2 separate regions of the Mus musculus genome follow, and region 2 is linked to region 1. A link is a loop called in an ENCODE intact Hi-C map of the cell type or tissue named here. Cell type or tissue: gastrocnemius. All regions are shown on one strand. Links, peaks and the distances in the headings refer to the core of each region. The heading gives the core; the rest is flanking DNA. Region 1 holds the start of Gm17508 (a long non-coding RNA gene). Region 2 overlaps Snx19 (sorting nexin 19).

Evidence for each region. Hi-C counts contacts between places; a loop is a spot of excess contacts. Peaks named below come from ENCODE experiments on the same cell type or tissue, not always from the same donor. Only the 100,000 strongest peaks of a DNase experiment are listed, where the experiment ranks them.
Region 2: a loop joins it to region 1, with 5 times the contacts of the local background. A loop is called at or near these places in 20 of 42 quality-filtered maps.

Annotation. Positions count from the first base shown.
Region 1 is chr9:31,077,652-31,085,982 of GRCm38, forward strand. Gm17508 (a long non-coding RNA gene) reads right to left here and starts at 4,930. Exons shown (of 2, transcript XR_870609.3): 1 at 4,550-4,930; 2 at 2,989-3,371. In gastrocnemius, for the core only: a CTCF peak has its summit at 4,890 (motif pointing left); a DNase peak (open chromatin) is centred at 4,861; H3K4me3 peaks cover 236 bases.
Region 2 is chr9:30,444,313-30,452,643 of GRCm38, forward strand. The region is part of intron 8 of Snx19 (sorting nexin 19); the gene reads left to right. Among named protein-coding and RNA genes, the nearest start is that of Snx19, 21 kb to the left of the region's middle. In gastrocnemius, for the core only: a CTCF peak has its summit at 4,285 (motif pointing right); a DNase peak (open chromatin) is centred at 4,377; H3K4me3 peaks cover 361 bases; H3K27ac peaks cover 3,573 bases.

The DNA of each region.
Region 1 (8,331 bases), core at 296-8,295:
CTATTTCAGGGACTTTTTCATGCTCCCTTTGTATCAGAACCTAGTGACTTTGGCCCGTTCCCAAGTCCCTGATCCTAAGCCCTTTTGCTGTGTCTGACTGAGTGCATCTCATTTACCAGAGAACTTACCAAGGAGGATCAGTACTTACCACCCCACTTCAACACACAGCTAGTATGTGGCCCGCTTCAAGTGAGTCACCTTTGATTGTCACCATCTGGAGATCTGCTATCGGATAAGTTGCTATAGAACACAACCACATAAGATTTCCCAGACTCTTGTCTAGTTTGAGGGCAAAGATCCAAACATACACATAGTAGGATCCTGCAGTAGAACTTCTTTTAAGAGAGAGGAAGTGTGTGGCTCTCGTCTTGCTGTATATCATAGACTGTCCTTTAATCCTCAGAACAACTGCTCTTAGCCTGCTCAGAGGCAAACTTTGCCTCAGACATGACAGTCCACACCTTCCTTGTCAAGGAAGCCTCTGGCACTGGGGTCGTCAGTCTAATGCTCCATATCTTTGTTCCTTGTCATTGGCAACTGTCTTTCTCACAGACGGCTTGCAGGCCCTTGGATGACCGAGCAGAGAAAGCATGAACCCTCTCGGTCCTTTGGAGACGAAGGCTTCTAAAGTAAAGAATATTTAAAGGGAAAAAAAAAGAAAGAACTAAGACTGGAAAAACGCAAAAAATAAAAAAGGGTGAAAATTGGAGTAGCATCCTGACTGAAGGGACAACAAGGAAAGCATGGGGAGAAGCCAAAACTAGTGGGCTCTTGAGAAAAGAAGGGTTTGTACAGGAGGAGAGTGCTTCAGAGATCCATTCTGAGCCTTAGGGTGGAGTGCTAAAAGAGCTGACGGTAATTCTGAATGAGAGGAATCGAGAATTGTGTTAATATGCTTGGCTAGGGCCAAGCCAGAGAAATAGTTCAGAGCTGCAATAATCACAGCACCTAGGAGGAGGGTCAGGAGGAGTTTAAGGCTGGCCTGGGTTTTCTGTCTCAAAAAAAAAAAAAAAAAAAAAAAGGGAGGGGGGTAGAAAAGCTAGTCACATTAACTGAGCAAAAGACCAGAATCAGATCTCTAGAAGGATTTAAGAACTAGATTTGAGGGAGCACAAAGCAGACTTGAGTCCATCAGAGTTAAAAGTTACAGCTCGAGAAAAGGTAAGGACCTGGGCTGCCAGAGAAGCTGCAGCTAGCGGATTGGCTGGAAGGTGGGCTTTGAGCTTAATTGAGTCTTGACTCCCAACAGTGGGCAGCACCTGCCATGTTTATTCTATACCTGTGGCCCATTGCACTGCCCAGGCAACCTGGCTCTGACTTTTAAAGGAAGCTGTCCAAATGAAAGCAGCCTAAGAATGAGCTCTGACTGGGGGTCTGCAAGGAGACTGGTGCAGCTTAGGGGTGGAGTGTGTGCACGCACACATACACACACACACACACACACACACACGTGTGCAGTCGCACACACATACATCCTAGAACACTGTCACTGCAGGTCGAAGGAAGGCTGAGGAAAGTGTTCCTCCTTAGGGTGGTTGTACAATATTTAGCTTATTAACATTCTTGCTTTCTAGCAGAATTCACCCACTGAATTGGGTTTATGGGATTGCTTATCCCAAACATTCTCGGTGGCTTGCAAGTCATTTTCTATTCATAAGCATTAGGAAACCCAAAAAGCAGGTATTGGGCTTGCGAGCACAGATCTTGCCCTGGTAGAGTTGGCCTGAGAGGGTGGGGAGCAGGGTCAACAATAAACAAGGGAATGGACTATATAGGTTAGTAATCGCTGAAGGAAAAATGTCTTCATAGGCTGAGTGCAGTTAGGTGGCCAAAAGTGACAGTTAACCAAAGTCACTAAGGAGGAGATAAGAGTGTCACAGGCGTAGGGGACGGTGCCAACACACATTGACTCACTACCCTGCTTATTCTGACTGGGCAGGTGAGCTATCCAGAACAAAAGGTAAAAGTGGGCATTGCTGGGAGCTTTAGGATGTGAGACAGAACGACAGGGAGTTTGTTTCCAGGCTCAGCGGGTATCTTCCTACAGATTCAGGGGCCTCAGCATCCCAGAACAAGCCACCACGTGAGCTCATGCAGTCAGGCACTGATAGCATTATAGATGGAGGTTTTGAAGAGTTGGGCCTTGTTCTCAGTATCCAGAGTTCTTATTTTAACAGCATTTAGATGTGGTTTAAACTACCTTGCAAGGTAGTTGTTTGCTCAGAGAGTAGCATGCACATGGTGCAGGACCGCTAGCTAGATACACAGCTATTCCTGCTAGCCCTCAAATGCTCACACATGTATTCCTCCAGTGCCCACGCTGTTACTCCAGGACACATGACGCAGCTTTATAAAGCACTGACCTTAGGAAGGGTTGAGGTTTAAGCAGGAGGGTATATTTAAGTGGCACTGTTCCTCTAGTGGCCAGCCCATGCTACATACGGAGTTTCTCCAGAGCTTTGGTCCACAACATCCCACCTCCCTGTGACTCGTGTGAGAATTCTAACCTATGTGGGCAAACTCGTTCAGTGGGTGTCTCTACAGAGATTCACTTTGGACTAAATTGCACATTGTTAGGATCCCCTAACCTGCACATCTCCTTGCACATCCATGTGTGTATGTCACATCTATGTGACAAGTAGGAGAGCTGAGGAAGGAGTCCCCTCTGTGGTCCTCCCTCTGTGTTGACACCTTCAGCACACTCAGAGGTGGCCTCTTGAAACACTGGGCAGAAGCCTATGTCCCAGAACTCTGGTTCCCTCTGCCCATGGTAGGTGGGTGGGCAGAGGAGCAGCTTGGTGTTTGCCCTGCTCACCCTCCTCAAAGTGAATGGGAAGGGAACTGGAACCCCCCACAGCACACACTAACAGCTGGGGCACGGAAAGACTGGGCGTGAGGGTTCTGGTGGAGGGAGAGCCAGCACACTGGAGCTATATTCCAGTGCTTGGGGAAAGTAAGCTTGGTCCCTGATAAGAAATCAGCAAGTGTCTTTGGAGTTTACTAAATGAGAGGGGAATATAAAGCATTTAGAACTTGGGCCACAATCACAGAAGTCAACAAAAAGCCAACTAACATGATGCATGCCACAAATCCCAGTGAGTTGGAGGCTGCAACAGGAGAGTTACTTAAGCCCAAGAGTTCTGAGAGCAATCTGGGCAACACCCCCAGACCCTGTCTTTGTTGTGACCCTCAGCATACTTCCTCCTCCTCCTCGGCAATTAGAACCCTCAGCAAGGACACACACCAGTTGGAATCTCTTCACAGAGCAGGCCGACTCCTCCAGCTCTCGGATGTTCTTTGAAGACTCCAGCACTGGGAATGGTGTCAAGAGATGCTTTGCTTATGCTGGGCGTGCCATATCTTCAGCTTCCCTAGTAAATGAGCAGAGAGACTGGAAAAGCAAGCCTAAATGTGTCAGATTTATTTAACCTTTGAGAAGAAACGCTTTAGGGAGCGAAGGTTTCCAGATATGTTGAATAGAATGGAATCCAAGCAGTGCCCACCCTGAACTGAGAGACACTTCCAGGCGGCCACAGGAAAAGGAAGGTCCCATTGACTGGCTCAGCAGGTAAAGGCATTTCCCATGGAGAATGACCCCAGTGTGAAAGGAGAGAGTGGACTCCTGAAAGTTGTCATTCCAACTGAATCAAAATGTATTTTGTTTTGTTTTGTTTTGTTTTGTTTTCGAGACAGGGTTTCTCTGTATAGCCCTGGCTGTCCTGGAACTCACTCCGCAGGCCAGGCTGGCCTCGAACTCAGAAATCCGCCTGCCTCTGCCTCCACCTCCCAAGTGCTGGGATTAAAAAAGGCTTGCGCCACCACTGCCCAGCTCAAACCGTGCTTGATGGAAGCAGATACAGAGACCCACAGCCAAATCGGAAGTTCTCAAGGAGCTGAGGGAACCTTGAAGAAGGGGGCAAAAAGGACTGTAGGAGCCAGAGAGGTCAAGGATACCAGGAGAACTCAACTCCCAGAATCAGCTCCTGGGAGCTCACAGACTGAAGCGGCCAATCACTGAGCCTGCGTGGGTCTGCACTTGGTCCTCTGTATGTTATACTTGTCGCGTGGTGTTCCTATGGGAATCCTAACAACGGGATGGGGGGCGGAAGGGGGGGGGTGTCTCTGATCCCTTTGCCAACTTCTTAGGGCCCTTTTCCTCCTATTCAGTTGTCCAGCCTTAATATGAGGAGGGTTTGTGCCTAGTCTTAATTGTACATCGTTAATGCTGTGTTTAGCTGATGCCCCTTAGAGGCCTGCTCTAAGATGAATTAAAACAACCAAACAGAAAGAAAGAAATTTTAAAAATGCTTAAGTCCCCCATAGCTGTGACCATGCACCCACTTTCCTGGCCTCCCAGACTAACGCCAACCAAGGCATCAGCCAAGGAAGCTTGTATCTTTCTTTGTTGTTTGTTCTAAGACAGAGCCTCACTGTGTGGCTGGATCCAAACACACAGAGATCCACCTTCCACCTTCCTTTGCATGCCAAGTGCTGAAATTAAAGATCTCTATCACTGCACCCAGCCCGAGCCTGCAACTCCAACCCTTACCTGCCTCTGTCACAGCAGGGAATCTCCTTCCACATGAGCAGTGTTGGAGGCTCAGGAGTCACTGGGCCTTAAAAGGAGTCTGCCCGGTTTCCTGCTGCACTGCCTGCGCCCCAATTCCCTTAAGGGCTGAACCTACAGCATAGGAACGCTGATGCAGCCGGTCATGGAAGGCCACCTTCCCAATGACACACAACAAGTACAATGTCGCCCTTTGTGGGAACATAGGTGGTCAACTTCCGTGGATGCTATGATTGCTTGGGCGGAGGCTTCCTTCTGAACCATGCTTCTATCTCATTGCGCCGCACTGACCGCGCTTAAGTACAGTGTGTGAGCGCCCCCTTGTGTTCTACCTGGAATGAACTGCAAGGTCGGAACTAAAGTGAACTTTCTGTAGTCTTTACAAAACATTTAAAATCCAATTAAACGTTTTCTGTTTAAGCACCTAATGAACTTGTCCAAACTATCCAAATGTCACTTGGGTTGTTTTTTTTTTCAAAATCCCTTAATAACAAAATGGAGTTGTTTGGTTCCATTAACCCAGTTCCATGAAAATTCTTGTTTCTCGGGTAATTGGCATGTTGACCTTTGGAATCGAGAAATCCGACAAAGGGGATTGCCCTAGGTGCAGTGGCACCCATCTCCTGCCCCCAGCAGACTTTCTAACCATCTTTTTCACAGCCTGGCTCAAGGCAGAGGTACCTGCGAGTCGTGGACCCTGATCCCTCTGCAGAAGCATCGTCTGAAGCCAATTTTCCACAGAAGTTTAGGGCTCAGGGGACGCTGGTGAGGAGTAAGAGCCAGTCCTGGACTTCAGGATGGAACATGATGATCTGCTGCCCATGGCCAAGACCTCAAGGAAACATGTCTCCATCCACATTGCCCCAGGCAGAGGAGTAAGAGGAAGCAGATGGTTTGGCCCCTGTGGAAGGGAAATGCCCAGGAGCTACTGGAGGTAGCCAAAGGAACAGAACGGGAAAGATCTGGAAACAGAGGCAATGCAGTCCAGCTAGCGAACGTTTCTTTTAGCCTTTTCCACATGTGCCTTCGCCAGCGAGTTTATTACCTGGCAAAAGAGTTCTGGCAATTTAGATCCCCAGGTGGACACGGTCAGGCCTCCAGAGAAGGTCAGAACTCCACTGTTGCCCGGACAGCTGTAGCACACACTCCCCTTGCTGAGACATCGCAAGCAGGGCATTTGCAGGGCATCTCTGGGCCTGATGCTCCTGTGCAGCAGGAATGGCTGACCTGCTTCCTGGACACGTTGCAGAATGAAGCAGGAGATATCTACAAGGTGTTTGCTGCATGCCACTGATTGTCCCTGCCACTCACGCTGTTCAGCAGATGAGCTCAGGTCTGTTCATCTCTAATACCCAGCAGTGGACCCAGAGGGACAGGGGCAGGGGGACAAACAGTGAAAGTGCAGTGAGTCCTCCTCTCACAACTTGAAGTCATTCGAAGTCTTCCCAGGGGGCCTGGGAGACCTTCCAGGCTAAGGTTCTTTCCTGCTGAAGTGGAGGCCCGTATTCGTCACTGTCTAAAGGTTCCCTCAGAAAACACCTTACACTGAGAAGCTGAAGGGTTGTATAAAAGTCCCTGCACACAGCCAGTGTTGGCTTGGTCTATAATGTCCAGTTGCCACTCACTGAGTTTGACAGCTTAAGTTGTCCTCTAACTTCAAGTCAACATGGCATCCTGCATCAAGTGCCCTCTGTCCCAATCAGAGAGGGCACCATGCTGAGTTATTGAACAAAAAGTCTTTCCTCCTGCCGTGGCTTATATGAATAACTCGGTGTTTCGTCTTGTTTTGCCACGGTTAAATCTTTCAAACAGATTTCCTTTGTTCCTGAGTCTATGACCCTGTGTTGTCCTGTAGACTGTCTAGGCTATGACCCTCATTAGGGAGGGCTAAGGTGTGCTCTCCTTTAAGGGCTGGCCTCTGGATGTGCTCCTGTTTGAGGGAGCCTCCGCCCTTCCCTGGAGGAACTCCTCTCATTGCCTCTACCCCTGCACACCATGTTCTTGGAGTTCAGGCTAGGCGGGACTTGAAGAATTCCCCTGTTGAGTTAAGCAAGACCATATGGAGTGGCAGAAAGCTGGCGCACAGATAAGCTGTTATGGATCACGGGTGTGGTGGAAGAAGCTACGATAACCTCGAAGGCGAAGACGACGTGTGGGGGAAGCATATGAGCTAAGAGGAAGGGAAAGTTGAGCCCATGCCCCAGGAAAGCAGGGCCCTCCTGCTGGAAGATGCTGAGACAACGGAACAGACCGACAACAACGGAGCCTATCCACCTACGCCTGGAAACACGGGCTTTTTAGGAAATGAAGGGAGGTGAATGGAAAGGGCGTGGCATACAGCTGCAGGCAGAGGATGACAGAACTGGGATGGAGAGGTGGGGGACAGGATGACCTCACTGAAACCTGGAGTTGGGAGTCTCCATTAAATATTCTCCCTGCGGGTCTACAAATCTGGCGGCCATTAGTGTGACATACACATCTGCTCCGTGCGGCATTGGACAGTCATTCTGTGAGCGGCAGGGCTGCTTGCTTCCTGTGTCCCGCTTTCCACGGTCTCTGTGTCATGAGCTCAAAAGAGTTGTCTCAGAGCAGAGCTGGGCCACAGCTGTCACTAGGACTTGCTGGCAGGGGTTTGCAAGCACCTGTCACCTCTGCACCTGCCAGAGTCATGCGTGTCTCTCCATGGAAGGCAAGCTTGCACCATCTTTTTTTTTAATTAATTATTAATTAATTAATTAATTTATTTATTTTATATGAGTACACTGTAGCTGTCTTCAGACACACGAGAAGAGGGCGTTAGATCCCATTACAGATGGTTGTGAGCCACCATGTGGTTGCTGGGAATTGAACTCAGGACCCCTGGAAGAGCAGTCAGTGCTCTTAACCGCTGAGCCATCTCTCCAGCCCACACCATCCTTTATGCATTAAGATCTAAAACCAGGAGAGAAATAGCCTGCTCTTACTATGGGGTTCAGTCTCATCATTCCCAGTAGCATTCAGTAGCTTCCCAGAATCCCTTGCAGATTGTCACCCCACTTCAAGTAGCTTGGCCTAAGATATCTGTTCATTGCTACCCCCCATCCACCATCCTTAATCTAAAAAATTGAGATGGCTCTGAAGTCACCTGCTTGGTAGATGGACCCCTATTCTTCCCAGGCTGGCAAAACCAAAGGCAGGCACTTGCATGACTAGCCTAGAGCAAGGCCCAGCCTGGAAATGAACCTCCGAGCTTAGAAAGCTCAGGGGGAACTCATGCCTGGAAAAATAACTCCCACATGCTGGTTCACACCTTTCAGCCACCCTGAGGCAGCTTCTCTGACATACAGGAAAACAGGTCCCCAAATTAAATCATTTACAGACGTTTGTGTGAGGAGTGTGAACCACCTTCATTCACTCCAAGTGTTAGTCTCTGTTCTTTGTGGATCAGGGGTAGTATGTATACACACCAAGGACAAGGAGTGGACGTTTGTGTCAGCACAATAAATAGATAGTGTGGCTGTGGGGCTGTGCCACCTGTGTTCAGATCCTTTGTCCGCTGTCCTCTAAGTGTGGGCTTTGGGAAGGTCACCTAAAGTCCTGGTCCCCTCATGTTCTCTGAAAAATGTAGACATAGGACTATTGTGGGGATTTAGCAAACTTCCATACATAGACCACGTAGGCCAGCATGGTAGGGTGAGGCAGGAGGATTGGCGATCTAGACCAGGTACACAACAAGACCCCAACTCAAAGAACAAAAAAGAAAGGGGAAAAAAATAGGAAGTGCC
Region 2 (8,331 bases), core at 156-8,155, 630 kb before region 1:
TATATGTATTCACTATGCAGCAAATGTTTATTGAGAGGTAATTCACACAGACACTATATGTGACACCTTGAGCATATTTTATAGTTTAATCCACTTAAAGAGCTCTGTGAAAGAGGTATTTATGATCCCCACTTATAACCTGGGGGAATCTATGGTTTATACGGAATTGGGGTTATTAAGTCAAACCATAAGGTTCATAAATAACACATGCAGAAGGGAAACCATCCATGCTTTTCCATGTTTCATCTGTAGTGGTTCTCTTAACTGTCAGGGTTAGACCTTCGCTCCATGGCTTCAAGGGAAGACCTGAAAGTCACTGCTCTGAGCAGCAACTATCCCCTAGTCCCCCTAAGAGGAGATGATCAGGTAGTCTATAGACTCCAAACTGCATGCCCATATCTACTTGGAGCGAGGAGAGCACCTCTGACCTCCGATGGTAGCCTCCCTAACTGCCCCCTAGGAAAACTGTAGTCATTATTTTTTAAAAAGGTGTTTGTGTGGTAAGCAAAAAAGCTGGGAATTTGACCTCTCCTGAAGCTGCAGGACATACACACACACCCAACACACCCACCCTGACCCCACTACAAGGGATGGCATATAAGTTCCTAGTGTCCCCATGACTGTCACCCACATTTCTGTCTGAAACCTTAAATACTGGAGCCATAGTCTTTTGCAGGGCGCTTGGGCTCCTGCCTTCTCTGTGCTTTAAGGTACATGGTGGCTGTCACTGGCCACAGATGGCTGCTGTGCCTGCTTTACCTTTCCTAAGCGCTGTGCAGTCTTGGTGTCCAGGAGGGGGTGCCACCTAGATATAGGTGCTGTGCCCCTCAAAATGTCCTCTCTTCCCACCATTGGGCGTCATTATCTCCATGCAGACATGCTCGCTTCTGCTGCTTCCAGCTTCCTCCACTCCCTGCTCCCTTGAAAGACCTATATACAGAACTGCCTTGGACTCCAGGGACTCCTGCCAGATTGTAAGCACACTCTCTCTAGCTGCAAAGGCGGGGCAGGGGGAGACAGAGTAAATTCAACCTCATGACCCCTCCTTCTGAGCCAACGTTGGAGGAGCTCCGGGCTGTGCCAGGCTTATAAATCTCCCTTGATTGTTGATGGTGTGGAGAGAGTGGGGGAGGGAAGCTCAAGAGAAGTTAGATGCCCAAAAAAGGCATGGTTAAGTCAAAGGCAAGTGTTGCACGCATGCGTGGCTGACCTCATGTCAGCTTCTGTGCTGGGAATATCCAATTATATAACAAGGAGAACTCCTTATTTGGGAGGAAAGGGGAGTGAGGATAGCAGTCTAAGCCAGGGAACGAATGAATCCAGCTCGTGCAAACGTCTTGTGTCCGAAACAGAAGATATTTTACAGTTCCCTGTATGCATCAGAAATGGATTTAGGAAACTGGAAAAGTACTCAGAACTAGTCTGGGTTGGGGGGAAGGAGAGAGGTACTGCGCCCCATTGATGGTAGAAGGCTTGGGGCAGGAAGACCCAGCCAAGGTAAGGGGTAGAATTATTTTGGAGCCCTGATGTAGAGAGTAAAGGAATGAGAAGAAGCTGGACCAGCTCCCTGCCTAGATGCCCAGAGCCATGCCACGATAAAAATAGGAGCCAGGCCAGCATCCGAGTACGTGAATGCCATATCCATTGGCTCTGCCCTCCCCATGGCCCCGAAGATGGCATCAGACCCTATGTCAGAAGGGCAGCAGACACATTCCTGGCATCTCTGTCTACATTTCTTAAAGTGTAGTGAGAGAGGAAATGAGTATGTGTTTGTGTGTTGGGGACATATGGAGAGGAACTTACCTGACATGGTAGAGAACAAAGTTTCAGTGACCTGGGAGGAGAGGAGAGTTAAAAGTTCAAAAAGCCACTATACTGAGAAGAAGAGAACATGCAGGGTGAAGGAATCCGACAAACAGCAAGCCCAGGAGAAAATTAAATAGTAAATGGCAATTTCTAGAGCTTCTGATAGGTCATGGAGTCCTCTTAGGAAAGGTATTGCTTAACAAGCCAGCTCTTGAGAAATTCCAGAAGGTGGTGGCAGAGGTATGATCACTGGAGAGTGTGGGCTGCCCAGTGGGATACCTGTGTGTCTCCCAAGGACAATCACCAATGGCTGATGTGAACACTATTGCTACTCTTCTCTTATGTCACTCTGGAGTCATAGGCATTATATGGGTAGAACTCCACACAAGCTGACTTTCTTGGTGTGTATGTGTGTAACAGCCTGAGGGGCCTTTGTGACATTAGTTACTTCTTAAGGGAAACTCAAGACCTGCCACCAAAAGGACACAAGCAGTTACAATAGGAAAGAACCTGACATTTATTACAGTCTCACTAGCAGGGAAGCCTACTATTACTGTATGTGCTGATGTGCAGTTCTGCCACATAGACATCCCGCTTCACTGCCTGAACAGTTCCTTCCCCTCATACTGCCTCCCTCCTGTTTGTACAAGGTTCCTCACAAAACACTGCCTGCTAAAATTAAAATCTACCTCACTAAGCTCCAGGGTCTTAGTCCTGTCTAGTCTTTAGACTCCAGACTGGTCTCTGGGTCTGATGCACCAGAAGGTACTACATACACCCATTTCCATCAGCAGACTCTGACTTTGTTCTTAAGCACTCCTGGGCCAGGGGTTAGTCTTTCCTAGTGGTTCTTTTCTACACCCTGGCCACAACTAGAGAAGATCAAAACAATTCCGAGTCACCAGGAGACAAGTGCTGTGTCTCTTTACTCTAGACCTCTCTCCGTCCAGTACAGCTCCAGCGCCATGCGTTGTCTCACATCTAACTTCTTCCTATGACAGACAGCTTCTCTAGAAAAAGCATGTGCTTTTGCTGGCACACCAGATCCTTTGACTCAATAAGTCTTCAATTTCTTGTATTAGGTTATTTCTGGCCCAAAAGTATCATTGACCTGGGCTGTATTTAAAAGTGCTGAAATCAGGGATTTTGTGTAGTGATGGCTTCCTTCAAATTGTGTTGTGTCTTTTTGGTTGGAAGGAATGTGTCTTGCCATAGCTCGCCCACTAGGCACATTACAGGAAAGCCCTCTGTGGCTGGGCCAGGAAAGGACCCCAACAGTTATGTCTGCCATATACCCTGTCTGCCTTGCATTTGAGGGACGTCACTTGCTCTAAATTCATATTATGTTAAAGACACTATGCCCTACCCTATTACATGAGAATTTCCACTTAATGGAATAAATATTATTATAACATATTACATTGTAATATAATATTGTAATAGATATATAGTAACTGAGTATCTTCTATGATTGTGTGTTTGTTCTTATTTTATAATGTTCTTAAATTCTCATATGTTCCGATGGAAGTACAGCACTAGTCATAATAAAATGAAGAGAAAACCAGAATATTGAGGCATTTAAATCTAAAGAGAATGCCATTTCCCAAGCCACATTATTGGTACCTGTTGCCTCCCTGCAACAACAAATAGGAACCTGAAAGTGTAAGGTTTTGGCAACAACATTAGACTATGTAAGATTCTTGAGGGCAAAGATAGAGCGTATTCACAGTTGTGTCGCAAACGCCTCCTCTGACATATAGAAGACACTGACTGAAATTCTGTTAAATGAGCAGATGCAAGATCGCATGCAATTCCATGTCTCAGTATGTCTCTCATCACCAGGGAGAACTCCAAGCATCCTCGGCAGTGCTAGGGGACAAGAGGTACCCAAGGAAACAAAATCTCCCCAGGCTGTTCCCATAGAGTGTCCCCAGCTGATAAAGTGGGCATCTCCAATACCCAGGGCTGTGGTTGTACCTACCCATAGGCTTGCCCTTCAGGCAACAGTACCGTTTCTTTCTGAAGCAGCACAGTGCCCTTGAGCGCCTTGCCTCACTGTGAGGACCCACTGATCTTATGCTCTCTGGAAGCAGCTCCTGCTGTTGCACTGTCCATGTCCACCCCCTACCCCCTTTCCACATAGGAAGAATGCGATCATTGAAAGCAGACAGACAGCCTCACTGTGTTTGACTTGGGGGCGAGTCTTACTCGCTGTATGGAGGTTCTTTCGGAGAAAGCTAATGCGGAATAAACTGTAAGAAGATGAAGGTATGTGTTTGGAGCTGCACCTTATAAGCCAGGGGTCGTTTAAGCTAAGTAATATTTCAAACAGTGCAGCAGGTGTAAATGGAGTAGATTACTTATACTTTTAAATAGAAAGCAACTCATAATAATTTTGAATGCTTTTAATCTAGTTCTCTGAATGGTGCAAGTCTGTGGCTTGGAAAATGAGTACCAAAATTCTCCCTGTAAACACCAGGTGGCACTGCAGGTTAAAAAATACCATTTACTTTCTGTAAGGAAGACTTATTTTGCAATAGTAGCTCTGCCCCGTGATGATGATGCCTAAGCATTGCTCCATAATTCAGAAGCCACGCCATGGTGCCAGTGACATAAACAGGCCGAGTGTCTTTCATCTTTCACATTTCCCCTCCTCCCTGACCTGATGGGGCCTCAGCACACTGTTCTCTAGTCAGTCTCGTCAGAGATGGCCTTTTGAGTGGCTTCCATCCTTTAAGAGTTCAGTGCTGGAACTGATATATTGAGATCAGAACGAACAACAGGTCTGTGGTAATAATGAGCCGGACAGACATCTGAATTGAGAGAATTTTGTCGGTACTCTTTAGCCCATATTTAGGCCTTTTGGATCCCAAAGCCTTAAATATGCACGATGATAAGTCTGTGTAAAGTAGGTGGTAGGCCAGTGCTCTGCCACTGAGCCATACTCCATTCCGATCCTCACTCTGTCCTTAGCATTGCCATCAAGTGCCTTGCAGAGGAAGAAAGTGACAGTGGAGCAGTGAAGGAGCAGATGTGCACATCCAGGTACACGCTTCAGTCTCACTCCATGGGCATGCCAGCAGCACTGGAGCGCGGTTCTCAAGGAGTTAGGGCTCCTGTGTGGGAGCCTGGCTGTGTAGTGCAGCGTCAGCATTAGCCCCAACAGCCCTTCCTCTCCCCACTGTGGTTTTTCCCTTTCTAGTTGTATGTATTATTTCCCTCTGCTTTCTAACTATTGCTGATTCACACAGAGTTGCCACCATGCAAAAACCCTGGAGCTGCCACAATGCTGTCCTTAGAATCTCTCCTTGGTGTCAGGAAAGCCTTCGCCTTGAGAAGCTTTTCAAAGGCATCCTAAAGAGAGGAAAGCAGAAGCCATTAGATAACGCCCACGCAGGTGCTTCCCCAACCTGCTCTGCTCACGCTTCTTTCTCTCCTACTCCCAAATCAAACTCGGATTTTCCAGTTTCTTTCTCTTGGACATGTTTCTCCTGTTGATCTTTTGTCTGCAAGATTGATCTTTTCTAGCCTTCTGTAGCCATTTTCACACCCTGTCTTGAAGTCCTGCTACCTCTGCTTATTTAAACAGGATCCCAGGTAATTTTCTTCCAAATCTTGGCTGAGCACACTCTAACTCTGGTACTTCTTATACTGGTGACATTTGGAAGCAGGAACCCTCCTGATAAAGAGCTCATAATTAGGCAGCTCTCTTTCCTCTGCCTCCTTTCTTCTTTTCCTGGGGTGGTGGCTCCCCTCTCAGCCAAGAGGGGGGCACCCCTGTGAGTTAAAGTCACCAGGAACAGTAGGGGCCCTGGTTGTCAGGACAACTGCTAACTTTCTGCCTCTTCCTTCCTTTGTGTCTGGCCTTTCTTCCTGGTGCTAAGGGCTTCCCACCCCTCACCGCCCTTTCCCCTTGGCTGACTCAATCTTCTTCTGAATGGGTGGCCCTTTTAATTACTGGCCCACCTCGGCCACCTCCCTGCCTTTGCCCTCCACTGAAAGGCAGGCTCAGGATTACTACCTGGGGACTGTGAATGAGCCAGACCTGCAGTTCACAAAGGGGCCAAAGAGGGGGGATGAGACAGTGTGGGTCCTCTAGTCTCTGTAATGAAAGTGTCCTTGTTTAGTAAACAACAGTTATGCTCTGGGGAGAGTCTGCCATAGTTTTCATGTTACCCCTAACGTAACAGGCGTCTCTTCAATCTGGTTAGTTACTCTGCAGCAGTGCTTACTGTTTCTATCTTTGTTTCCCTGAGGCTGCCGGGAAGGAGGGAAACTGAGGCATGAAGCCTCACTGGCTTCTTCCTATTCTCTGGATCTGATAGGGTTGGTACAAGGGACGAGTGGGGTCACTTTCTCTGTCACACACACAAACACAGCATCTTCAAAAACATTTTTAGTTTTCATTTTTTCTCGTTTCATCTTGGTAACTTCGTGAAGAAGACAACATAGGAAGTCTCCTGTTTTAAAAGTCAGTCAGAGGTGCTTGAGGTTATGCTGTGGTTACTAACAAAGGGGAGGGCTTGACCATCTTCAGAGGCAGATTTGTATAATATATCTTCAAATTACAGTCTTAAAAGTGTCACAGTGTCCAGCTCTGGAACAAATATCTTCAGACCACCCTTTGCACTTAGTCTTATTTTTGCCAGAATCTACAAGTGTCTCCTTTCTGTGCCATACTTCTTAGAAAGGGAGCCAGCTTCTGCTGCTTGTCTGTGTCCCCACCACACCTCCTTCCAGCTACATTCTTTTCTTCTTTCTAATTTCAAAAACTGGGTTGGAAGCAGCTTGGTGTTGTTCCATCCATCAGAAACACTTCCTAAAACACATGGGGGACTTAGTCATCTAGACATCTCTCTCATGTTTGACTTTCAGTCCTTTCTGTCCTCAGGGCTTATTTGCCAAGAAAACCAACAGAACGAAGCATAGGCAGCTGGCAGCTGTCTCCCTTCCCCAGGATTTATAGCGTGTAGAAAGAAGCCATGGCTGGGCCATGAACCCTTGCCTTTCACCCCTTGGCCCTTCCAGCAGGATGCATAACTATGTGTAACTTGCCCATTGCATGGATTTTTCATAATAAATTCTTCATTCTAGATCAGCTAACTTATTACCAACATATTCCTGACAACAATCACCCTGTGGCTGGAGTTTTGGCAAACATTTTAATTTGATTGTTAGCTTTCAAAAAGTCCATTACTAGGAAAGTAAATCTAAGATGTATGGCCAAGCATTTATGCAAATACAGAAATACAAAGCATTGTTATGTTGTATACAGTCTACTGATGTCTTTGTTTTGTTTGGGTTGGTTGGTTGGTGGTTTGTGGTTTGGGGGTTTTGTTTGCTTGAGTTTTTTATTCTGTTTTTCATACTAAGGCCTCACCATGTAGCCCAGGCTAGCTTCAACCTCTTGATCCTTCTGTGTCATCTTCCCAAGTTCTGGGATTGCAAGTGAATGCCACCATGCCCAATGCTTGCTTCTTTGCTTGTTTTGAGACAGTCTCGCTTTGTGGCCTAGGTTGGCCTCACTGGGGATGCTCTTGCCTCAGCCTCAAAGTGCTGGGATTGCAGGTTTGCACTGCCTTGTTCTATCTTGTCCACAGTGTTTTAAATCTGTCACTGTCCTCTACCATAGGGTGAATAATTAAAAGCTTACAACTTGTTCTCGTCTTTAAATATTCGGGTATACTTTGTTCAGAGGTTATTTTGAACTATGGTCACTCTAAAACCAGAGATTTCCACATTACAACACAGAGCTGATACTCCTCGGCTACTCTTTTTCAAGTGTAGTAAGTAAAAGAGCCCCACGTCCCCACAATAGGATGTTGAATATCCAATGGGAGGTGCCAACCTACAAATAAGTTCTAGTGTAAAACTAAGGCCTTTACAAAAGAATTCTGTGTGGCTTGGAGGAAGACTAAGCAGTCACTTACGAGAAGCCCAGGTAAGGCTTCCAGACCAGGTGATAGCAGAAAAGAACTTGAAGAATGAGGGCAGGTGGCAGCAGCTGTGAAGATCCTGAGCATCGAAGCAGAGCAGGAAAGATGTAGCTTGACTTTGGTTCTCATGGGAGCTAAATGATTCAGAATATACTACATACAAGACAGATGAGAGCTCGCTCACATGGAGCCCTGAAGACTCACATGGAGCCTCGTGAAGAACATAGCAACTGTCCACCACTGGATGGGATGCAACCTACAAGCGTACCTCATGATGACATGATCATGTTGGAAAAAATCACGTTAACAGTGCTGTAGACAATTCATGAAAAGAGGTAAAGCTTCATTGATGGAGACAAATTAGGAAAGAGGTAAACTCAGCTTTGTCCACTGCCACAGGATGCTACAGGTGATAGGTTCATGAGATGTTGAGGTAGTAGGGTATAATGTTGGATTGGGGTCAAGGACAAGAAGAAATTGAGAATGATTTTTACAGCAATTCTGCCTTGTGGGTTGAGAACTGTAACTGATAGAGTGACATCTTTCTGAGCAGTGTACCTGGATATGACTGAGAGGCTGCCACTGCCTA